Linked DNA regions of Homo sapiens: region 2 is linked to region 1. The links are chromatin loops, found by intact Hi-C in ENCODE. Cell type or tissue: GM12878. All regions are shown on one strand.

Region 1 (8,000 bases):
GCTGTAACATCTCCTGAGAGAAGGTAGTTGTTCTTCTAACCTGCAGATTGATGATCCGAGTTCCACACAGTGTCGGCTGAAGGGAGAAGCAATTAAAAGAGAACACAGTGGGGCACCAGGTTCATCTCGAGAGCTCTTGTCTCTGGCAGTTGCCCTGAGTCCAAGGAAGACCTCAGAAGGTTCACTAGGCCCAGCAGGATCCACCACTTACCAAACCCATGATTAATAGGAACAGAGGTGACTCCCACGACACCACAACCATCTGCAGTGTTTCAGTCACTGCCCAGTGAACAGAACTCAGCTTCAGTGGTGCTGGGGGTGGTTACTAACGTAGGCACCCCGGAATTTTAGCCCCACCGGGAACTAAACCAAGTTTAAGCTCTGCTGCCTACGTCTCTGGTTGACCAGCAGAGGGCATAGAAACACTTTCTTCTCTCCTGGAGTTTGCTTTTTCTCTGGGAGCGAACCAAAAGCTGTATTTTCTAACCCATGAAAATTCTAGTTTATGAAAAGATATGTAAACTGGTGACTGAGGGCCTGCCCAGACCTCCTGGTAGGATGGAGAATGATCAAGGGCCAAATGGTTTGTCTTACCCAGCCAGCCTTGAGAAAATCCTCTTCCTTGAAAGCCTCTAGGGAGAAAGGAGGCTCCCACTGGGGCAGCCCCTGGATGGTCCTCCAGCCCTGTTCTCCACTGCTTCGCCCCAGTGGTATCTGAGCCCAGGCTGCCTCGCTCCAAAAGCTAGTTTCCCCGCCAGCATTTCTAAGTCATGAACACGGATCAAATGCCCGCACAGGGGCTGCCTCCCTACTGCAGCTATGACAATTGGCAGAGACCAGGGGCAGGTCAGGACAGGTGGTCTCCCAGATATTAGTCCTTGTGGCCTGCCAGTCACAACGGCCCTTCTGCTGCAAGCCATGGAGGCTCAGTGCAGGATGGATGGATTTGATGCAGCTGCTGGCATTTCACTCCCTGCCGCTGCCCTTGGGGAGGAGCGGTACCTGCAGGTTTTTTATAAGAGCAGAAGCTTCCAAAGCTTCAAGGGGCTTCCCATGGGCAGCAGATGTGCAGAGAGGAGCTGCTGTGGCTCTCTGCAGCGGGGAATGTGGCCTGGGCTCTGAGTTCCCAGCTCAGGCCTGTGGGGCTCGAAGATGGCCAACACTAACCAAAGCCTGTTCTGAATTTCAAATTGACACAAAGGTTCCTCAAAACCAGTGATGGTAAACACATACGGGATGTCAGGATGCTGCTGTGACAGCAGTTTTGCTGTTGCCTGAGAGAGACAAGGCAGGTCAACTCCAAGGCAGACAGAAGGCCAGGGAGAGTCCCCAGTGTGTGCAGGGAGAGAAAACTGCTGTCTAGGGAATGTTACCCCATACCTTCCCCCTCTCCCTTCTTGCCCTTTCCCCCTCCTTCCCTCCCTTTCTCTCCCCTCCCCTTCCTCTTCCTCCAGCATGCCTGTTGTTTTCACTTGTACTTAAAAAAATTCTTGGTTTTATGTGACAAAGAAAACCTTTTTATTTTTACATAAAAGTTTATTAAATTTGATTCCGCGGCCTGGTGCAATGGCTCACGCCTGTCATCCCAGCACTTTGGGAGGCCAAGGCGGGCGGATCACTTGAGGCCAGGAGTTCAAGACCAGCCTGGCCAACATGGTGAAACCCCATCTCTGCTAAAAATGCAAAAATTAGCTGAGCATGGTGACATGCCCCTGTAATTCCAGCTACTCAGGAGGCTGAGGCAGGAGAATAGCTTGAACCTGAGAGGCGGAGGTTGCAGTGAGCCGAGATGTAGCCACTGCACTCCAGTTTGGGTGACAGATCATGACCCTGTCTCAAAAAAATTGATTATGAAATTTGTATTTCCATCAGCTCCGGTCATCTCTATATCCAGCTGAGTGATGTACATTTTCATGTGGCACCCAAATCATCCTGCAAAAAGGACCCTGAGCCCTCAGGAACCGCAGGGAGCCTGCAGAGCTCCCAGGGTCCTCAGGGCCTTCCCACAGGGGCTCAGCAGCTCCTCCTCAGTGCTGACAGAGGTGACAGAAAGTGACCTCCCATGTGGCATTGATTGAGGGGGCAGGAAATCACCCAGGTGTCATCCATTTGTGTGAGAAGTTGCAGGGGCCCAGGGGGCGTGGGAAGACGCTGACCCAGAAGGTTGCTTCCAGCCAGGGATTCAGCCCAGACGGCCTCCCTCTGTGAACCTGGTTCTCCTGTCTGCCTAGCATGGGGCTGAGGAAGCCTCACTGACTTCGTCTCTGGACATTTGACCCCTTCTGGGCCTTGGAAAAGCCAACACTGGCTTCTTCCTATAGAGCCAGGTTCCCCGCATCTTTCACCTACTGGTCAGACATGGCCTTCCAGGCAGAGAAAGCCTTGTAGGTACTCTCACCAGCAGATGGCCATTTTCACTTGGCAAGCCTCCCGGCCACTTCCTTCTTTTCACAGCAGACCTGAGAGAGTGGACAGAGAGCCCTACAGAACCTAGGGCAGGCCTGGGAGATGGAGGAGACCCATGCCCCAGCTCAAGAGTCAAGGGCCCACCTGAACAATGAGGTAGGGGAACAGCTCCTTTCAAGCCCTTCCTTCCCCACCCTCTCTGGACTCTGGATAAAGAAACACGACTGCTTTCCTCTCACCCAGAAGCCAGAAGGACCTGAGCACCCAGGACTTGTGGCTGTCAGAGAGCTGTGGAAGGGCAGGGGACACCAGATGGCAGCAGCAAGAGCTGGGCGGCAGCATCTGCCCAGGCCACCTGCGGAGAGAAGGCTGGAATCCGAGGGATCACACTGGGCCAGCATTGAGCCTGTGGCCACCACACTGACCCCTCCTCAGCTCCCCCTCACAGGACCTGAAAGCATTTCTGAGTTAAGTCTGCATAGGAAGTTTTCCAGAGCCATGCCACATATCCCTCCATCCACTCAGTGCCCATTTTACAGATGAAGAGAGAGGCACCCAGAAAGGTACACCAAGGCAAGATATGGCGTAGACAGGATGAGGGCAGAGCCAGCTTCCTGATCTGATGGAAGTCATGAAGCCTTCTCTGCCTTACGCTTGGCTCTGCAGGGTCGCTGAGAGGTTCCTTTAAGGAGATCATCAGAATCCTAAATGGCAAAAAATGGCAAATCAGGGGAAGAGTTGGAGCCCAGCATTTGGGGACACACACACACACACACAGTCGTCTTGCCTTGCAGAAATTGGGTTGCATTACTCCAGTCTGCCACTGAGTGGCACCTTTGGGCCATGCACTTGGCTCCAAAGACATTTCTCTGAACAGCAACAGAAAAACATGTTTAACCCTAAAAAAAAAAAAAAAAGAAACAAGTACATCTTACTTTGGATGAAATTTGATGACAGATTGAATGCACTGTCTGCACTTTCCACCACGTCATGTTTCAGCTTCGCTTGTCCCTCCCTTTCTGTTGACTAGACTACCTGTGATTCCCGCTGCTCTCGGAACCAGCACAGGACCTACTCTCTTACTCACTGATGGGGGAGCTGGCCTGTCCATGCACAGGGCAAAGGATATGACACCCAGACCTGGATCCTGCTGCAAGGCTGCCTTGGGAACCATCCTTAAGACCCGGTAGCTGTTGTCCAAGCTTTGGCTCTGGCTGCTGCTGCTCTCAGCAGAAAAGAGCTCACTGCTCCCATGCGGATGCTGAGGGATTAAACAGAGGCAAATACGGAAGTGAGCAGATTTTTCTCTCTTGCTCTCAGCAGAAGGAGAACCATTCTGCAGAGAAGTTTTCAACATATGCCTCTTCAGCATTGCTCCAGATGCGTCCGTCTTCACTCTGAAACCCATATATTGAGCACCTACTATTTGCCAAGCACCGTGCTGAGCACTGATGTGAATTGGCTCAGTTTCTCCATCTATAATAGGAATGGCTGGTTCATTCTTACACAGATAGTCTTTATGATTCCAGGACACTGCCTGCTTCTGGGATCTCTCCTCCATTTTGATGCCATCACTTGATCCCAACTAGATTTGACAAAGGGTCTCACACTGTCTGCATGGTGGCATGTATGTAGCACTGGGGTTCTCAACCAGGAATGAGTTCATCTCCCAGGGGACATTGGGCAATGTTTGGAAACATTTTTAGTTGTCATAACTTGGGAAGGGGGGTTGCTATTGGCATCTAGTGGGTAGAGGCCAAGGTTGCTGCTAAACATCCTACATTTCACAGAATAGCCTCAACAACAAAGAATTATCCAGCCTGAAGTGGCAATAGTGCTGAGGTTGAGAAACCTTCATGTAGAAGGAGAGAAATCCCGTTCTGATAACGAGAAGCACATTGATCTTTTAATATGCAATTCTTTTCTGTTCTGCACCATAGGAACACCTTTGATGTTTTCACAATCTCCATGGTCTTTGCAGCTCATGTAGTGGCATCAGGGCAGGCTGAGAGATGCAGCAGAATGGGTTTCATGGGACATCAGCTCTGGGGCCATCTCAGGCAACATCCCGATGCTGAGCCCCCTGGAACTGACTGTGTTTCTGCTCCCACTTCAGGTTCTGGCTGGCTGTCCAAGATCTTAAGAAACAACCCCTACAGGATGTGGCCAAGAGGGTAGAAGAAATCTGGCAAGAGTTTCTGGCTCCAGGGGCTCCAAGTGCAATCAACCTGGATTCTCACAGCTATGAGATAACCAGTCAAAATGTCAAAGATGGAGGGAGATATACATTTGAAGACGCCCAGGTTTGCTTATCTACTCAAGTGGTTGTCATAAGGTGTTCATTTGTCCCCTTCATTGCCTGACCTATTAACACAAGTTCAAGGCATTGTGGGTAGTTAAAATTTCAGATTTGGTTATTTTTAAGTTCATCAGTGGAAACCATTTCAGATAGGCGCACAGCAAAATCCCAGGATCGTTTTCCTAGATGGGTTATGTATTACATAGAAACCAAAATGTGCAGTTATATGCTTTATTTGTTCCAGGAAAGCCTCAAAGTGTTTTACAAAATCTGAAGGCTTGTAATAAGTCAGTGATAGAATCTGGAAACCAGAACACAGCATTGGGGAAGTGGGTGTAGTGAGTTAGCAGGGCCATGAGTCAAACCCACATCTGTCTACCTCTGAAGCCCACACTGATAACCACCTCTCTACACTGCTTCCGCAGTGATCTCCAGCTCTGCAGTGAATATTTTTTAAGCACATCTATATTCCAGGCTCTGCGCTATGTGATAAGATACCACAAAGAACAGGCAAAACCCCTGTTCTCACCGAGGTTGAGTGGGAGACAGACAAGTAAATGGGCAACTTCAACAGTGTGAAAAGTGCCCCAAATGGGTGAACCCTAGGTTAAAGCAAGCCTGCAGGAGGGACTCCCAACCCTGTAGGACACAATTAAGATGCTCACAGATGCTAGTGATGCTGGCTAAAGAAACAGGAACCACCCTAACCAGCAGACTAAATTTTGACGGCTGGGAGGTGCCATTTCTAAAAATAAGCATTGGGTTGGTTTCTTACTTCCTGGCCCCTAATTTCTATTTCCTGTCACCATCCCACACCCAGTGACAGGGCTTAAGATTTTGCTTATCTCCTTGACCCCACTTACTTCTCTCACCTCTGGGGCCCCCAGTAGAGAATTTGGGTGGTTTGCCCCTTGCAGACATTATTATCTGATTTAGGAAACTCAGTGTAGCTGCACCAATGCAAATAATGGCATGAGAACAGTGTCCCTTATCATCCAGAATTACCTTGTCATTTGCTCAGAACTTCAAGATGGAAACACCTACCAACCTCAACACCATAACTATCTACTTCTCTCCCCCTGGTCACGAGCTCCATCAAATGCCTGTGCCAATCACGAAATCATGACTCCTTCATATACCCCTTGCAGCTTCAAAGCAGAATGTTTGAGTCATGAGAGCTCTTTGCTGAGATATTTTTGCTTATGTGTATGTACGTATGCTTTCAAGCACCATATTGACATGGCCAGAGAGGAGAGTGACAGGGGAGTTCCGTGGGGGTTCCCTGCATGAACAAGCTGAAGCTCAAACTCCAATATTTATGAAACACAAGAAGAGGGATACTGGTCAAAACCTTGATGCATCTAGCACAGTATTAACACTCCAAGCATGACATCAGGAGGGATTTATTTTAATTTTTTATTATGAAAACTTTTAACACTTGGAAAAGTGGAAACAGCAAAACAGCAAACATTTATAGACCCTCATCCAGCCTCAAAAATCATCAGTACACGTCTGATCTTGCTTTATCTCTAGCCCCATCTACTTTTTCACCTGCCACCAGGTTACTTTACAACAAATCCAAGATGTTGCATCATTTCATCTGTAAACTTAGATATGTATCTCTAAAAAAAAGATCCTTTTGTTTTAATATTGCCACAATATCCTTTATCTCCCTCCCTTCCTCACATCCCCTTGCAATTTATTTGATGAAGGATTTAGATCCTTTGTCCTGTAAAGAGTTCCAAGCTCTGGATTTTTCTGATTGCAGCCCTGTGGTGCTATTTAGCATGTTCTTCTATCATCTCTCTTTCCTATAAATTCGTTTTATAAGATATTTAATCAGATTTAGGTTTGATTTTTATGGACAAAACCACTTCATGGATTGTGTGGTGCTCTCCTATCAGAAGGCACATGTCTAGCCACCTCTCTTTTTGACCTTTTTGCAGATATTGATGTCTATCGCTTATATCCATTAGTTAATTAGAGGTTACAAAACAACAACGTACTAATTTTATTCTTTCTTCACTTATTAGCTGGAATACTTTCATAAAGAGAAACTTCCCTCCACCACTATGGTATTAACTAGCAGTACAATTCACATAAGAAAAGCAGGATAAATATTTGATTCTCTCCCTTCATTTGCCAGTTTTCAAAATGAGTGGTTTGCTATTATCTTCCTATGGTAAACATTAGGGTCTATTTTGGTTTTACTATCTTTGTAAACTCATGAGTTTAAACATATATGCTATGTTTTAATCCATTTTGCTGATTACTTTTATTGATGCTTGGATTGGGCCATCTCTGGCCAGTTGGCTCTTTCTGACACAGCCCTAAGAGTGATCTTTGACATCATCCAAATAGCAGGGAAGCTAAGATATTCCAGTCTTTGCCCTTACCCAGAATAAGCTGTTTCTCCAAGGATCCCTGATTCCTCTTAGTGAGAAATGGTATTTAGAGACTAAAATCTAGGCACTTAGAGTGTTTCATTGTTCCTGGATTGTTTATCATTTCCAGCCCTTTTCAGTCGACAGAGCTAGGAAATGTGTTGCTGTTTATAATAAAAATACATCCTGAGTTCATACTGATACTTTTAATTCAAATTCTGACCTACAGGGGATTTTATTTAACCGCTTGTTTCTTACACCTGTGCCTCTTTTCTCTATGCTGACAATCCTGACTTTCAAGGGCACTGGATGATAGCATAATTACTCATTTGCTTTATACTACACAGAGCAGTCTCTAAACCACAATGCTAAAAATACAGCAACAGTATGATTATCGCCTGGTTCTTTAATTGTTGCATAGTATTCCGTTGTGTGGAGGCACCATAGTTTAGTCAACCAGTCCTCTCTTCTTGGACATTTATGTTGTCTCTACTTCAAGAAAGTTTTGATGGAAGAAGTGGGGAAGTCAGCCTAACGAAGGTTACATATTGACAAGTATCTCAATATCCAACCTACAGTGCTCTACCATTTTCCAAGTACTTCTAAATACATTCTATCTAATTTCTACAGCAATCTAGACTAGACATGAGGATGTCTTAAGCATCCCCATCTTCTTCATTATCTGCTAGGATTAGTCTCCCATGAATTCAAATAAAACACTCTTCCTAAGCCAATCCCTATTTTCAGACCAATTTCCTATTGCTTCTGAAGTGTATTTCCACCATAAATATACAAAGTGTTCCTTTCTAGCAGAGTGACCTTGGACAAGTTGCTTAAATTCCCTGAGTCTTCCTTTCCTCATCTGTAGAACAGGGATACAATGGAGCCTACACATAGGGGTGGAATGGGGA
Region 2 (8,000 bases), 430 kb after region 1:
CTACTCAGGAGGCTGAGGTGGGAGAATAGCTTGAACCTGGGAGTCGGAGATTTCAGCAAGCTGAGGTGGTGCCACTGTACTTCAGCCTGGGCGACAGAGTAAGACTCCCTCTCAAAAAAATTAGCCCACATCCTGAGCGAGGCATGGTGCCTCACACCTGTAATCCCAGCACTTTGGGTGGCTGAGGCAGAAGGATCACTTGAGGCCAGAAGTTCAAGACCAGCCTGGACAACATAGCGAGACCGTATCTCTACAAAAAAATATAAAAGTAGCCAGGCACAGTGGTTCATGCCTGTAGTCCTAGCTGCTCAGGAGGCTGAGGAGAGAAGATCACTTGAGCCCAGGAGTTCAGGGTTATCATAAGCCATGATCATGCTACTGCACTCCAGCCTGGGTGACAACAGTGAGACCCCACCTCTTAAAAAAAAATAGCCTACATTTGAATGCAGTCTTTTTCTATTGCACGTTTTATTCAATGCAATTTTTTTTTCATGGTGGTAAAAAAAAAAAAAAATAGTGCCTATGTAATAGGAACTAGCATTTTTCCTATTGCGCCACAGCCTTCGTGATGGCACATGACACATTCCTCTGGGTGGATGCTAGGGCTCTCCCAAACCCACTTCTGAGTGAGGTCCTCATGCAGACCTCAGACTTTCTGGCCATGTCCCCTCACTGCCATTCTCATCCTTCCTCTTGAATTGTTAGATCAGACACGTGCTGGCTTTGCCCAGACATGGCTGCACTAAGTTGGGGAAAGTGAGGTCATCTCCACTCTCGCTCATGGAGAGGAACTCTCACCTAGTGAAAATGCACAGAGCATGGGGGCCAGGAGAGACGGGCAGGTCCCTCTTAGGCAGTCCACCAGGCGCAGCCTGGGACGTCACCCACTGCCCCCTTCCCTTCTCCAGGCAGATACCAACAGTGACCGGCTCTTCACAGTGAACGATGTTAAAGTTGGAGGCTCCAAGTATGGTATCATCAACCTGCAAAGTCTGAAGACCCCTACGCTCAAGGTGTTCATGCACGAAAACCTCTACTTCACCAACCGGAAGGTACGTTGCCCATCCCTGTAGCCTCTCTGCACACTTGACCCTGGGGGTAGTTGGCCAAATTCAGGGTAGAGGAGAGCAACTGGGGAAGAGGGCAGAGCATACTTACCTCATTTTTCCATAAGACTTGATTTTTTACTTGAGCCTAGGAGTTTCAGACCAACCTGGGCAGCATAACATGCATGGTGAAACCTTGTCTCTACAAAAAAAAAAAAAAAAAATTATTTGAGTGTGGTGGCGCGCACCTGTAGTCCCAGCTGCTTGGGGGCTCGGGGGGAGGTGAGGTGGGAAGATCACCTGAGCCCAGGAGATCAAGGCTGCAGTGAGCCATGATCGTGCCACTGCACTCCAACCTGGGTAACAGAGCGAGACCCTGTCTCAAAAAAATGGATTTATGGTTGCTGAGAACCCATAGGGAAAGAAAAGGACTCCAGGAGTTTCTTGTCTTGGAAAAGAAAGTGAAATGAGATGGTTGGGGTAGGTTGAAGCAGCGCTTGTTTAACTGGTCCTCAGGACCGTCCCTCCAGGGGTCCAGGAGTTGATCTGGAAGGGCCCACACCAGGGCACAGAGTTCCTTGGAAATGGGCGACAGTGACTGTGGCCTGCATGGGAGGGGTCCTGCCCTGTGTGTCAGAGTGATGCGTCATCCAGCCAGGCCGCAGCCAGCACTGAGGCTTAAACAAATAAGAGGAGCTTGCTGTCTAGGGAGCAACCTTTAAGTTGCAGTGGGGTGATGGCGGCATCCGTGAGAAGCTGTGACTTGCTATTCAGTTGAAGCATAAGCTGCAAGATGGATACAGGTTGAAAATGGCTTCTGGGTGAAGTGAGATACACCTTCAGAGTTCGGCTTATCTCCTGCCATTGTAGAAAATTCAGCCCTGCCCAGAGGGTATGCCAGATAGACCAGATGTCTCCCTGTGGGTCTGTTGAAGGACTCAGGCTTGAGGTTACTTCCTGTCCTGCTTAAGCCCCACCCTCAGAATGCTTGTTCCAGCCCATTTGAAGAGGAGCAGGACGTGAAGAGAGAAGTCACACGTCTGTGTCCCCACATGTTATTCCACAGGAAAGCATATTACTGTAGAATAACTTTCCATCTCGCTGTGTGCTTCCTCACCAGGTGAATTCGGTGTGCTGGGCCTCGCTGAATCACTTGGATTCCCACATTCTGTATCCTTTGGCAGAGGAAGAGGTTTGGTGGGCAGGCCACACCCTGACGTTGGACCTGGGTATCTGTGGGCTTCATGACATGGCATCTTAGTGACCAGAGGACTAGACCCTTGTGCACTTACATCTCACGCTTTAGAAAAAAAAGCAGCGTACCTGGATAGAACACAAGGATGCCCGTGGAGCACAGAGAAGCAGCTGAGGTCCCATCATGGCTGTTTCTCAAGGTGACATTGATGTCACTGTGTGGCAGACACTGTCTGGGCCTTCACATGCATGTGGTGGAGACAGAATGGGAACTCAGGCAGTCTGACTCCAAGGCCGGCTCACTCTGCCACTGTGGCGTGTGACGGGAGGCTCTGGGTTCACTACACAGACCCAGTATTCCTGCCGGAGGGCTGGTGTGGTAGCAGAGGAACAAGGCAGAAAGGAGCAGCACAGCCTTGGGGAGGAAGCCCAGCTCCTCCTGAGGCCAGGGAGGAAAACAGTGGTCAGGAGAGCAGGGTCCTCCTAGGGGAAGCTGAGGGCAAGGTCAGAGAGGGGGTTCCTTTGGCAGTGGACATGGGTCTGTGGGCTCTGGGCCTCAGGTCCCTGCTGGCAACAGCTTTTTAGAGCACTCATCACACTAGTCTCTGCCTTCCCGGAGAGCAAGCAGAGCCACTTTGCTGAGAGCACGGTAGTACAGTGTCGTGGTCCCTGGCCTCTGGGACCCTTGGGGGCTGTTGATATGGCACAAGACTTGACTCACCCAAAACCACATGTTAATGACTCTTGTCCTTGGTTCATTCTCTTATTAAATGTGTTCTGGAAACAATGTGACTACTCATTGTACCTCACACCTACTTCCTGAGTTGTGGTGAGATTAACATTAGTTAACTCCTGTGAAGGCACCTAGCAGTTTCTGGACATCATTGGTCCTCGACAAATGATAACTGAATCAGGATCTTTTTTGTAAATTTTATTTGTTTCACAGCACTGTATTTCAAAGGAGTTTTTTTGGATTTTAATTTTTTTCAGAGAAAGGGGTCTTGCCCTGTCACCCAGGCTGGAGTGCAGTGGTACAATCATAGCTCACTCCAGCCTAGAACTCCTGGGCTCAAGTGATCCTCCTGCCTTAGCCTCCCAAGTCACTGGGACTGTAGGTATGCACCACCACACCCAGCTTACATTTCAAAGGGTCATAGAGCCTAAATACATTAGCGACCTGATTATAAATTTATATAAGGCATCAAACTATGTGTGTTCTCTAAATTGCAAATTTTATGTGGCTTTCATTTGATGGGGTTCTGTAGGCCAATGGGACTGACCACATGTTACTATGATGATCTAACCAGAGGGCTAAAGAGGCCAAGCTCTGCAGAAAGCAAAAACAAGAACCTCACTCACATTTCCAGTCTTAAAACAGCATGGTATTCTCGTTTCTGTGGGCTAAGGAGAGGAAAAAAAAATCCATGTAATTGGACTTAAAGGGATGGATGGTCTGTTGTAGCTTCATCAGTGGCTCGCCCTCTGGTGGCCATTTCTGGTAGCCTTCGGGCTTTTGTGCTGAAGATTTTTTGTGCTGCTTCAGAAGTTCAGGTAACTTTTTCCCTTTAGAAAAATGGTACTTTGTTCAGACCTGCACTCTGCATTTTTCCTGCAAGAGTGGTGGGAAGTTAGATGGAATTCTTTCTACACTTATTGGGCCCTTAGTTAACCTGTGGCCTGTCAAAGGATTAAATCTTAGCCTGGCTCCGTAAGTACTCAAAGTTTGAGTATAAATAAGCTGAGATTCAGCAACAGTAACTAACATGCACATCCCACTTTCTTCACTTCCTTGCCTTCCAAACCCAGAAGCAAAATAAGTTTATTTGGTGGTGGTGTTCTCATTTACAGTTTCAGCACCTGGTATATCCTGGAGATACTTAATTTGGAGCTTACTACCCAGAGCGGTATGTCACATACACATCACATACTCAGATAGTCAAGAATGTCACCTGGCCAGGCATGGTGGCTCCCACCGGTAATCTCAGCATTTTGGGAGGCCAAAGTTGGGGGATTGCTTGAGGCCAGGAGTTTGAGACCAGCCTGGGCAATACAGAAAGACCTCTCTACAAAAAAAATAATAATAAAATTCTATTAGCTGAGCATCATGGTGCATGCCTTTAGTTCCAGGTACTCAGGAAGCTGAGGCAGGAGGATCATTTGAGCCCCAGAGTTCAAAGCTGCAGTGAGCTGTGATCACACTACTGCACTCCAGCCTGGGTGAAAGAGAGAGACCCTGTCTCTTAAAAAAGAGAAAAGTGACTGGGCACAGTGGCTCATTCCCATAATCCCAGCACTTTGGGAGGCTGAGGCAGGCGGATCACTTGAGGTCAGGAGTTCAAGACCAGCCTGGCCAACATGGTGAAACCCCATCTCTACTAAAAATACAAAAATTAGCCAGGTGTGGTGGCACGCACCCGTAATCCCAGCTATTCGGGAAGTTGAGGCAGGTGAATTGCTTGAAAACCCGGGAGACAGAGGTTGCAGTGAGCCAAGATTGCGCCACTGCACTCCAGCCTGAGCGAAAGAGCAAGACTCCATCTCAAAAAATGTATATAAAAATAAAATGTTTAAGAAGATTTTTAAAAGTTACATGATTGCTTTTCAGATATTTACATTTTCCAGTGAGGAATATGTGTGGTCATTCAGACAACACCTATCGAGTATATGCAGTTGCAAGGAGATAGAGACAGGCAGCTCCACAAGTCCTCAGTGTAGGAGGAAAGCTGCATGCAGGAGGGATTGCAGCCACCTTCCTGGAGGGAGACCCATGAGGGCAGGAAGAGGCCAGGGACCCCTAATAGGAGGAGTTGGGAGAAAGCTTGGTATGTTTGGCAGCAGTTTGATATTCATGATGTCTCTGGCTAGGGAGCAGGGCCTTTCAAGACTGAATGCTCGCTCAGGGCTGTGGGAGGTCCCAGGGGGTTGTGATTGTGGAGTCATTTTTGAAAATGATTCCTTTGGTGGCATTGTTGGGGGATAGACGGACGAGAGCAAGTCCTCAGACAGAAGCTGCTGCAAGACTAAGGGCGGTGGTGAGGGCGTGAAACGAGGTATCAGGAGTGGAGGGAAGGGCACCAAGAGGCAGGTGCAGGCTCTAGCCCGGGCATCTTGTGATAGGAGAAGGCCAGGATAGACCTCCCAGAGAGTGGTGGGTTGAGGCCAAGGAGTGTGTAGTAGAAATTGGGCTACATGGCCATAGGGCAGAACTGGAATGTTTCCATCAGATTTAGAAACCAGAGGCTCATTGAAGACTGATGAGAACATTTCTCTGGGAAGGTGAGGGTCAGGCCTGGATTTCAGTGGAGGAAAGGCAAGGGAATGAGAATAAATACAGGCTCCTCTGGAACAAAGTTTGGCTATGAGGGGAAAAGGAGAGGAACCGCGTCAGTCAAAAGACACACACGTAGGCAAGGGTATAAAGGGGCAGGTCAGAGAGGGAACTCCAACGACTATGCTCATGTGAACAGAGACACCCACATGTAGTCAGGGAAATGCAAATTTAAATAACAGTGAGGTATCACCTGGTACCCATTCAGATAAGCAGAAATTTTAAGGGCTGGTAGTGAGATATTCCATGCAATGCCATTTCTGTATGTTTTTTTTTAAACAAAAGCTGCTTTGTGTTATTTATTGACAAATATATGTAGTGGAAATACAGCATGGCTTAGAAGAACTTACACCAATTTGAGAAGAGCAGTTCTCTCTGAGTAGAGGAGAAGGGAGAATTGGACTAGGGAGGGATCAGAGAGGGCTTTTTGGGCTTTTTAATAGTATTTTATTTTTGAGACATGGTCTTACTCTGTCACCCAGGCTGGAGTGCGGTCACATGATCACAGCTCACCGCAGCCTTGACTTCCAAGGCTCAAGCAATCCTCCCACCTCAGCCTCCCAAGGAGCTGGTACTACAGGCACACACCACCACGCCCAGCTAGTTTTTGTATTTTTTGTAGAGACAAGGTTTTGCTGTGTTTCCCAGGCTGGTCTCGAACTCCTGGACTCGAGTGATCCTCCTGCCTCAGCTTCCCAAAGTGCTGGGATTACATAGGCAGGAGCCACCACACCCAGCTTTTAACTATATCTGATTTGTTTTTCCCTTTAAAAAACATCTGAAGCTGGCCAGTCACGATGGCTCACCCCTATAATCCCAGCACTTTGGGAGGCCGAGGCGGGCGGATCACGTGAGGTCGGGTGTTCGAGACGAGTCTGACCAACTTGGAGAAACCCCGTCTCTACTAAAAATACAAAATTACCCGGGCGTGGTGGCACATGCCTGTAATCCCAGCTACTCAGGAAGCCGAGGCAGGAGAATCGCTTGAACCTGGGAGGCAGAGGTTGCGGTAAGCCGAGATCGCGCCATTGCACCCCAGCCTGGGCAACAAGAGCGAAACTCCGTCTCAAAAACAAACAAACAAAAAAAAAACATCTGAAGGTAAATGTGGGCAGTGTAAACGCATGTTGAATCTGGACGGTGGGGGTTACTCTGGCCTAGGTTGTGTGCCGTATGACTTTCTGAAGGGTAAATGTCCATGCCTCCTCCCAGAGGGGAGCCTTGTGCCTAACTGTCCTTAACAGCTTTTTCCAGGCTATGCCTCATGGGACTCGCAGAGACTCCAGGCTGTGCCACCCTGCTCCCAGCATCACTGTTCGTCAATAGTCACCCAGGTACAGGGTTCTCCTCCTTTAAAGAAATCTGTCCTCTGTCTCCCGAGAGCTGTGTGGGGGTGGCTTAGAGAGAAGTATGGGGCCGCTGCAGAGGCACTGTGGGAGGATTCCCTAAGCCTGTCCCAGGGTTAGTACCAGAAGCATGTGTTTTTTTTACAGCATCTGCCCCTTTTTACCCATCTTGGGCCATTTCAGTCATTTCAGCAGCCAGAGCAGACTTAACACGCATGTAAACCAGCGTGAGCTCAGAACAGATTCGGACGCCCGTGCACATCATTCAGAAAACACCTCTGAAGGTCCAAAGCACCTCAGGTGCTATCAGGGATACTTAACAGTCTGCCTACGTTAAGGCAATTTGACTCCTCCTTCCTGACAGCATTCTGGATATTACATTTCAGTCTATCAGAAAATTAGGATCAATAAGACCAGGGTGAGAGGCCTCTTAAGAGTGTGGGCTTCAGGCAGACCTGGCACGAATCCCAGCTCTGCCCCTTGCCAACTTGAATGGAATGTTGAACCTCTCTAAAGTGGACAGGGCCTTCTCAGTCCACATCCGTGGAGAATTAGGTGAGATCATGCACATTTAGCCCAGTGCCTGGTATTTCATTGCACAGCAAGCTTATGAGGCAGGAGTGTGTCTTACCACCATTTTACAGATAAGGAAACTGAGGCAGACAGTTTCAGAATTTGTCTTACAAAAGTAATTTTTAGTGTTGGAGGTCAGGCTCACAGTACCCTTTGGGGAGGTAGTAATTGGGAAAGGGATGTGAGGGAGGCCTCTGGGGTACTGGATTGTTTTATGTCTTGTCTTGTCTTTTTTTTTTTTTTTTTTTTGAGACGGAGTTTTGCTCTTATTGCCCAGGCTGGAGTGCAATGGCACGATCTCAGCTCACCACAACCTCCGCCTCCCAGGTTCAAGCAATGCTCCTGCCTCAGCCTCCCAAGTAGCTGAGATCACAGGCGCACACCACCACGCCCGGCTAATTTTTGTATTTTTAGTAGAGACGGGATTTCACCATGTTGGTTAGGCTGGTCTCGAACTCCTGACCTCGTGATCCACCTGCCTCGGCCTCCCAAAGTGCTGGGATTACAGGTGTG

Evidence for each region. Hi-C counts contacts between places; a loop is a spot of excess contacts. Peaks named below come from ENCODE experiments on the same cell type or tissue, not always from the same donor. Only the 100,000 strongest peaks of a DNase experiment are listed, where the experiment ranks them.
Region 2: it touches region 1 in a loop (14-fold over the local background); 85 of 110 quality-filtered maps call a loop at or near these places.

The regions. Positions count from the first base shown.
Region 1 is chr14:72,513,829-72,521,828 of GRCh38, forward strand. It overlaps RGS6 (regulator of G protein signaling 6), which reads left to right. Exons shown (of 18, transcript NM_001204424.2): 15 at 4,523-4,709. MIR7843 (microRNA 7843) reads left to right here and starts at 2,992; the gene lies at 2,992-3,070. RefSeq lists enhancers at 339-408, 943-1,443, 5,121-5,190, 5,661-5,810, 5,901-5,990. In GM12878, CTCF peaks have their summits at 409 (motif pointing right) and 3,216; DNase peaks (open chromatin) are centred at 3,253, 5,273, 5,453, 7,373 and 1 weaker place; H3K4me3 peaks cover 1,219 bases; H3K27ac peaks cover 4,495 bases.
Region 2 is chr14:72,944,976-72,952,975 of GRCh38, forward strand. It overlaps DCAF4 (DDB1 and CUL4 associated factor 4), which reads left to right. Exons shown (of 14, transcript NM_015604.4): 7 at 909-1,052; 8 at 2,167-2,216; 9 at 6,823-6,902. Among named protein-coding and RNA genes, the nearest start is that of TRC-GCA8-1, 14 kb to the right of the region's middle. In GM12878, a CTCF peak has its summit at 3,725 (motif pointing left); a DNase peak (open chromatin) is centred at 3,646.